Regions from separate parts of the Homo sapiens genome. Here region 1 is linked to region 2. Evidence: read pairs that join two places in POLR2A ChIA-PET (ENCODE). Cell type or tissue: IMR-90. All regions are shown on one strand. Links, peaks and the distances in the headings refer to the core of each region. The heading gives the core; the rest is flanking DNA. Region 1 has its middle 5.8 kb from the start of TCF21. Region 2 overlaps TARID (TCF21 antisense RNA inducing promoter demethylation).

The links. Peaks named below come from ENCODE experiments on the same cell type or tissue, not always from the same donor. Only the 100,000 strongest peaks of a DNase experiment are listed, where the experiment ranks them.
Region 1: POLR2A ChIA-PET joins it to region 2 with 10 read pairs; 2 of 35 experiments call an interaction of 5 or more read pairs at or near these places.

What each region holds. Positions count from the first base shown.
Region 1 is chr6:133,893,467-133,896,381 of GRCh38, forward strand. It overlaps a transcript of TCF21 not described here. Among named protein-coding and RNA genes, the nearest start is that of TCF21, 5.8 kb to the left of the region's middle. In IMR-90, for the core only: no CTCF peak of the experiment used is centred there; a DNase peak (open chromatin) is centred at 1,525; H3K27ac peaks cover 1,410 bases.
Region 2 is chr6:133,621,676-133,624,590 of GRCh38, forward strand. The region is part of intron 4 of TARID (TCF21 antisense RNA inducing promoter demethylation); the gene reads right to left. Among named protein-coding and RNA genes, the nearest start is that of EYA4-AS2, 170 kb to the left of the region's middle. In IMR-90, for the core only: no CTCF peak of the experiment used is centred there; DNase peaks (open chromatin) are centred at 256 and 1,636; H3K27ac peaks cover 2,308 bases.

The sequences.
Region 1 (2,915 bases), core at 263-2,762, 270 kb after region 2:
CAACTTGACTTTCAAGAACACATTTCAAGCTCTGGCCAGAGTCCCGTTCCTCAAATTCATGTGTTCTCTCCTTTCTACCAGAGGGATAGAGCCCATGCCTCAACCTATCCAGAGTTCAAATCAAAGAGTCCCCAGTGTGATTCAATTGATTGCCTTTCACGTTTCGCAAATTTTCCAATCTCCCACTCACGTTTTTACAAAACGAATGCTCTAAATTCTGAGGATTCCAGGCAGGCCATCCATAGAGAAATAACTTTTTCTTGCTCATTCCCTTACAACCCCAATCTATACATGGATTTTTAGAAAGTCTTCATGGCTATCTATAGTTCCCTACCAATAATTTGAAGCCTTTGCTTTAGGCAGGAGGCATGTGGCTATGAATAGGGAACACGTAGATTTGACCCTGGTTCTGCATCCAACTAGCTGTTTCTTGAAAGAGCCTGGATCCTCAGTTTTCCCATCTCTGCAAGCAGGGATAACGGTAATGAGAATGATAATAATCATTATATGCAGACCTTCCTCTTTCATCTTACAGAGGCTTAGTGAGGCTCAGATGAGATTATATCTGTAAAATCCCTTGGTAAAGGAAAAGCTCCGTGAAAATGTCAGTTACTTTTACTAAGTGGCGGGTAGTGAATTATCTGTGCCTAGACCCAAACTGAAAGTGTCTCAGGCAGGAAGTTCCAAGGGATGTATGTTTATAGCATCCAGGCAATGATCTTTTTTTTTCCACGAACTAAAATACCTCTTTTTGGTATCTATTGACTCTTTCTCTCTCTCTTTCTGTCTCTCTTTCACCTTGCACCTCTCCCTAATGCTCTCTAAATTTGTCCAGAGCTTTCTTTTTCCTAGAAATCCAGAGAGCAAAGTCAGAGCCTGGCACCTGCAGATAGGATAACACTGGTGTCTGATGGTGAGGCTGCCCAGTCCCATCAGGAGCCTCAGCCAAGGAGGGGCCTGGGCACACTCAGGTCCCCATGGTTGTCCATTGAATGGAGTGAGGATCAAGGTGGGAATGACTGGGTGGTGGCTGCCACTAGCCCAGGAACATGACAACGTGACCACACCACACATGCCTCCAACACACACCCACAGTCTAAACATCTCTCCTTCTCAGTGAGCCCTTCTCCCATTCCAGATCATCAGCACACCCACACCCACCATAGGTCTCTCTCCTCCGGTCTTCCCAGAAGGGTAAAACTCCCAGCCTACCCTGCTCCAGCTTCAGCCCAGGTAGTTGGTGTGTCTCAATATGAATAGGGGGTGAGTAGCTTCATAGAAAGAATGGGGAACTCCCTTGGCCTCAAGCCAGTATAGTTTGGAAGTTGGGGGTCGGGGATGTTAAGGGTGGGGAGTATCCTGCCTGTGACCTCTAGGTTATGAAAACTATCTTAGAAGGTGCTTTTAGAAAGAACCAGGAGAACAACCAAAGCAGCTTACAGACGCCTGAACGGAGAATGAAGTGTTTCAAGTAAGCGAGTCTGCAAGTTCTCAGAAGCAGACAGATATCCAATCTGGACTGCAGCCAGGGAAGTCCTCTCTCTCGCTCTCTCTCTCTCTCTCTCTCTCTCTCATTGCTTGTATGACTTCACAAGCAACTCAGGATCATTCTAGCAGGCTTTCCCACTGTCAAACAGAGACTTCATTCTAAAAAGAGAAGTGATAAACAGAGCTCCAGCTCTGCTAGCTCTATATATTTACTGATTAGTGGAAAGCACTGACCAAGGAGACTTTTAAGCCAGTGGTTCTTCAGAATCACCTAGATGCCTCCACCCTCCAGAGATCCTGAGTCCAGGAGTCTGAAGTGGGGCCCCAGGTGATGTCATTGCTGCTGGTCCCAGGACCACATTTTAACAATCAATGTTTTCAGGTGTCTCATGAGGAACACTACTTAATGCAGTGGGAAAGAAAATATTTCAGAGGAGAATTTTTTCTTAAAGAAGCTGCATATTCTGGACTCTAATTTAGTTTAATTCACTCCAGGATGGCACGCAGGATTCCTAATTCTTAAATGCCATTCAGTCTGGACTTCAAATCACTTGTCTTCAGAAAATAAAAGATTTGTTCCACCCGGGTGTGTGGACATGGATGCGCTCATCCTGTGTTCTCAGACAGATTTCAGTCATTAGATGATGTTTTTAAGTCCTGAGTGGATTAAAGCCAGACTTCTGTTGGCTCCGTTGCGACCTCTAAGGGAGAGAGAAATCTGGGCTCCCTGGAATCACGTCCCCTGCAAGAGAGTCCCTTGGTCCATTCTCGGGCCAGAAAAAAATCTCCCCATCACTCCAGTGCGAGTGGTTGGCCTTGCTCTGGTCCGGCACTGTGTGCGTCGGGAAGTCGGCCTGGAGTTGGGGTTGCAGGGACGCCACGGCTGGTGGCGAGCGCAGCAGGAGTGCCTGGAGAGCTCGCGGCCAGCGGGGAGCTGAGCGCAAAGGCGGAGGAGGGAAGCAGCCTCTGAGGCTTCCCCGCCTGGGAGAAGAGTTTTTGGAAGTAGGCGAGACGGGGAAGGAGTTCTGAGCCTCAGTCCGCACAGCCTCCTTTCCGTCCCTTTCCGGGTGCAATCTCCGGGCCAGCGGGTGCGTGTCCCGCTGCAGATCCGCTGGCTCAGGGATGAGGCGCAGGGCAGGTTCTGGGTTACGTCCCCACACCGCGGGGAACCCAGGTGCGAGCGGGGCGCAGCTGGCCTGCCAACATCCTTTCTTAGCTTTGCATCCTTCGCTCCAAATGCTGGCTCTGCCCTTGGAAACTCGCTGGTTGCCAGCAGCATTCTTCAGAGTCCGCCGGGCTTCCTTCAGGCGTTTGGAGGAACACGCCTTTGATCTTTGGGTCTGGGCAGGCTGCGCGGGCCCACCCTCCTTCCAGTTCACCGAAAGATTAACCACCTCCAAGGACTATTTAAGAGCCCCTCTCAGGGC
Region 2 (2,915 bases), core at 123-2,622:
ACAGAAGCCACAAGACCATGGCTGAAAGAGATAGTGTGTCCTTCAGTGGCTCCTGCACCATGATCAGAGGTCACTGAATCTCTACCTATTGTATATGATGAACAAGAAAGAAGAAATTCTCATTACAGACATGCTTTCCCTAGTGTAAAGAAGAAAGGATAGTAAATGCTATAGCAAAGTTATATTAGGGAGAGTCAGACTATGTGATTCACCCCTTACTCCCATCCTGTGTGCCAGAATGAGAAGTGTTCAACATTTCTAAAGCAAGAGAAGAAATCTGAGGAAACCCTGCCTCATTCTGTTTCAAGTTCACATAGTATCACACTGTTTCACACAGCTACCTATTGCAAATTCTGACAGCAGCATTTCTACAGTTCATTTTAACAGGGATAATGATTATTTGCCAATGCAAAGCAGAAGTTGCAGTCTAAGTTAAATTTTAAATCAGAGCAGAGGGCACACAAAATGAATCCAACTGGGAATTATAAAAGGAAAACATGAATTTAGGCTGACATTGCGAGGAAAGATTTTTTTCTCAAAGAACCAAACTCTGAAGAATATTCAAAAAAGCATTGAGTGAAGCAAGCATTATAGATGGGGAGAAAAAGAGCCATACACAAGAATAAACATGCCTCTGAAAGGTGGAATTATCTCACCTTGTTCCACTTTCTCAGCAGTTGGCACACATGCCACCCTTAGTATGAATGCAAATAATCAGCACTTCATCCTTGTTCTTTCATATTCAAACATATTTATACATTATTCATATTTTAAACAGCTAGGTAGAAGGTGCTCTAATTTGCTTTCTACTTTTCTCCCCTAGCACTTGTTCATTATGTCCTGTACACACGGTGAGAGCCCAGTAAATACCACTGGTCCACTGAAGCCCCATGAACCCTTTTTAAGTTATTGGAGATGCATAACCAGAACCTTCCTGGTCCCAGAAGTGAGACCTCAGCCATGCCTCTCCAGCACAGAGCTTGGCTCCTAAGCAGGGCATCTGCTTTTGTGATTCTTTTTTTTTTTTTTTTTTTGGTGCTTGTTTCTGTTAGGTTGCTTAACCTCTTTGCATCCCCATTTCATCATTATTAATATGCAAATGATGATGACAATAATATTTACCTCACAAGCTTATTGTTGTTTGGAGAATAAAATATAGATATAGGTATAGATATATGAAATCAATAAAAATAGATACCCTTTCCTCTCCCCATTTCTACACTGTAATTCAAAGTCCTGCAAGGATTGACCAGCACCAAGGTGACAGAAAAACAGATCAAGAAGTGCAGTGAAAATCTCATTAATATCAAGATAAGGTCGTACTAATTCTTAGATATAGCAGGTAAAGACACACGCTTATGTAGAGGTAAGAGTTCAAGCAAAAATAGTGCAACACTTGGGACTTGGAGAAGACAAGATCTCAGTGCAGGCCTGCCCAGGAAATACCAGTTCATTTACACACTAACTCCTCATCCTCAGCTTAAAAATCTTGGGAGCAGCTGTGTATTTTCTTGTTGTGTCCAAAACTCTGTCCAACTCCCTCTTGACCCATTGTGCAGTTTGGCAGTTTGCTTCACATTCTGCTCATACCTTTTTTTTTTTTTTTTTTTTTTTTTTTTTCAGAGAATGCCTGTCTGTGGAGACCTCAGGCACATCCCACTCCAGTGCTACCCAGGGGACTTCCACTGACTCCTTTGCCCAGCTCCCATTCATAGACGTTTCTTTTGGCATTCTCCTGACTCACCAAAGGACTCTTCACCTCTTTTCTTTCATTTGAAATGGAAGCAATTGTGTTTAACTACATTTTTCCTTTATGCTTTTATTCCTGTACACTTATTTAGTAAGTGCAGTGCTCTTTTACTCCTTAAACTCATCTGTGATTTTCCATATTTTAGAAAGTGAAATGAGCAGTTCCGCTTCGGAGATTGAGTCTGAGAAATGGTTATTTTTTAAAAAATAGAAACAGTCTGGGGAAAGTCCTTCTTTCACATTTTATGCCAGAATCTTTTCTGTTCTTACTAATTTTCTAACTCGTGGTAGGATGAGGAAAAACTGTTCATTTTAGCCGGCTCCTGTGTGATTGTAATGAATACTCCTATTGGATTACAAACACAATAATGAAAAAGACAATGATTGGCTTCCACTCTAACACATAGAACTAGGGAACTGAGCTGCTTCTGAGTCATATTTTTTAAGAGTTCATTTGCAAACAAGTATAGTAATCAAAGGGCTCCTTCCAAGGGAACTGAATAAAGATGGAGCCATGAACCAGAAAATAAACTGATTGCCCACTTGGAAATTGACAAATTAACTATGATGATGAACAAAATTAAGTAGGGATCTAGCTCTATAACTTGCATGGGAAGTACATGGATGTTGTGTGTGTGTTTCTGTGTGTGCATGTGTGTGTGATTATATCCTTTCATCCTCAAATATGGAATTACTGTGTGCACCCAGAGCTAGAAAGATCAATGTTTGTACAATGGTTTGTTCCTATTCATTTTCTTTCAAACAACTTTCACATTTATAAGGCTTTCCTGAGTGTGCCTCTCTTATCAATCCATTAAGCAACTCTTTATTCAAATATTCATGTTTGATCACACCTCTCAAAACTAACCACTGGACCCCCTTTTCTCTACAAGGTAAAATTAAAAGTCCTTAACCTCCCATATAAAAAGAAAACCGAAAATCCTCATGATATAGAATCTGCTTCTCTCTCAAAGCTCATGTTGCAGACACAGGTTTCAATCTGATATTCATTCCCAACTGTTATTCTCCTTTATTACTCTGAAATAGAACCTGAAAAGCTAAACTGTCACTTCCCCAACCTCCCTTTGGATTAGGGGCTGCCATGTGATACAATGCCAGCTGAAGAGAGAATTACAAGCAGAATCAGTGAAGGCACTTCTAAAAAA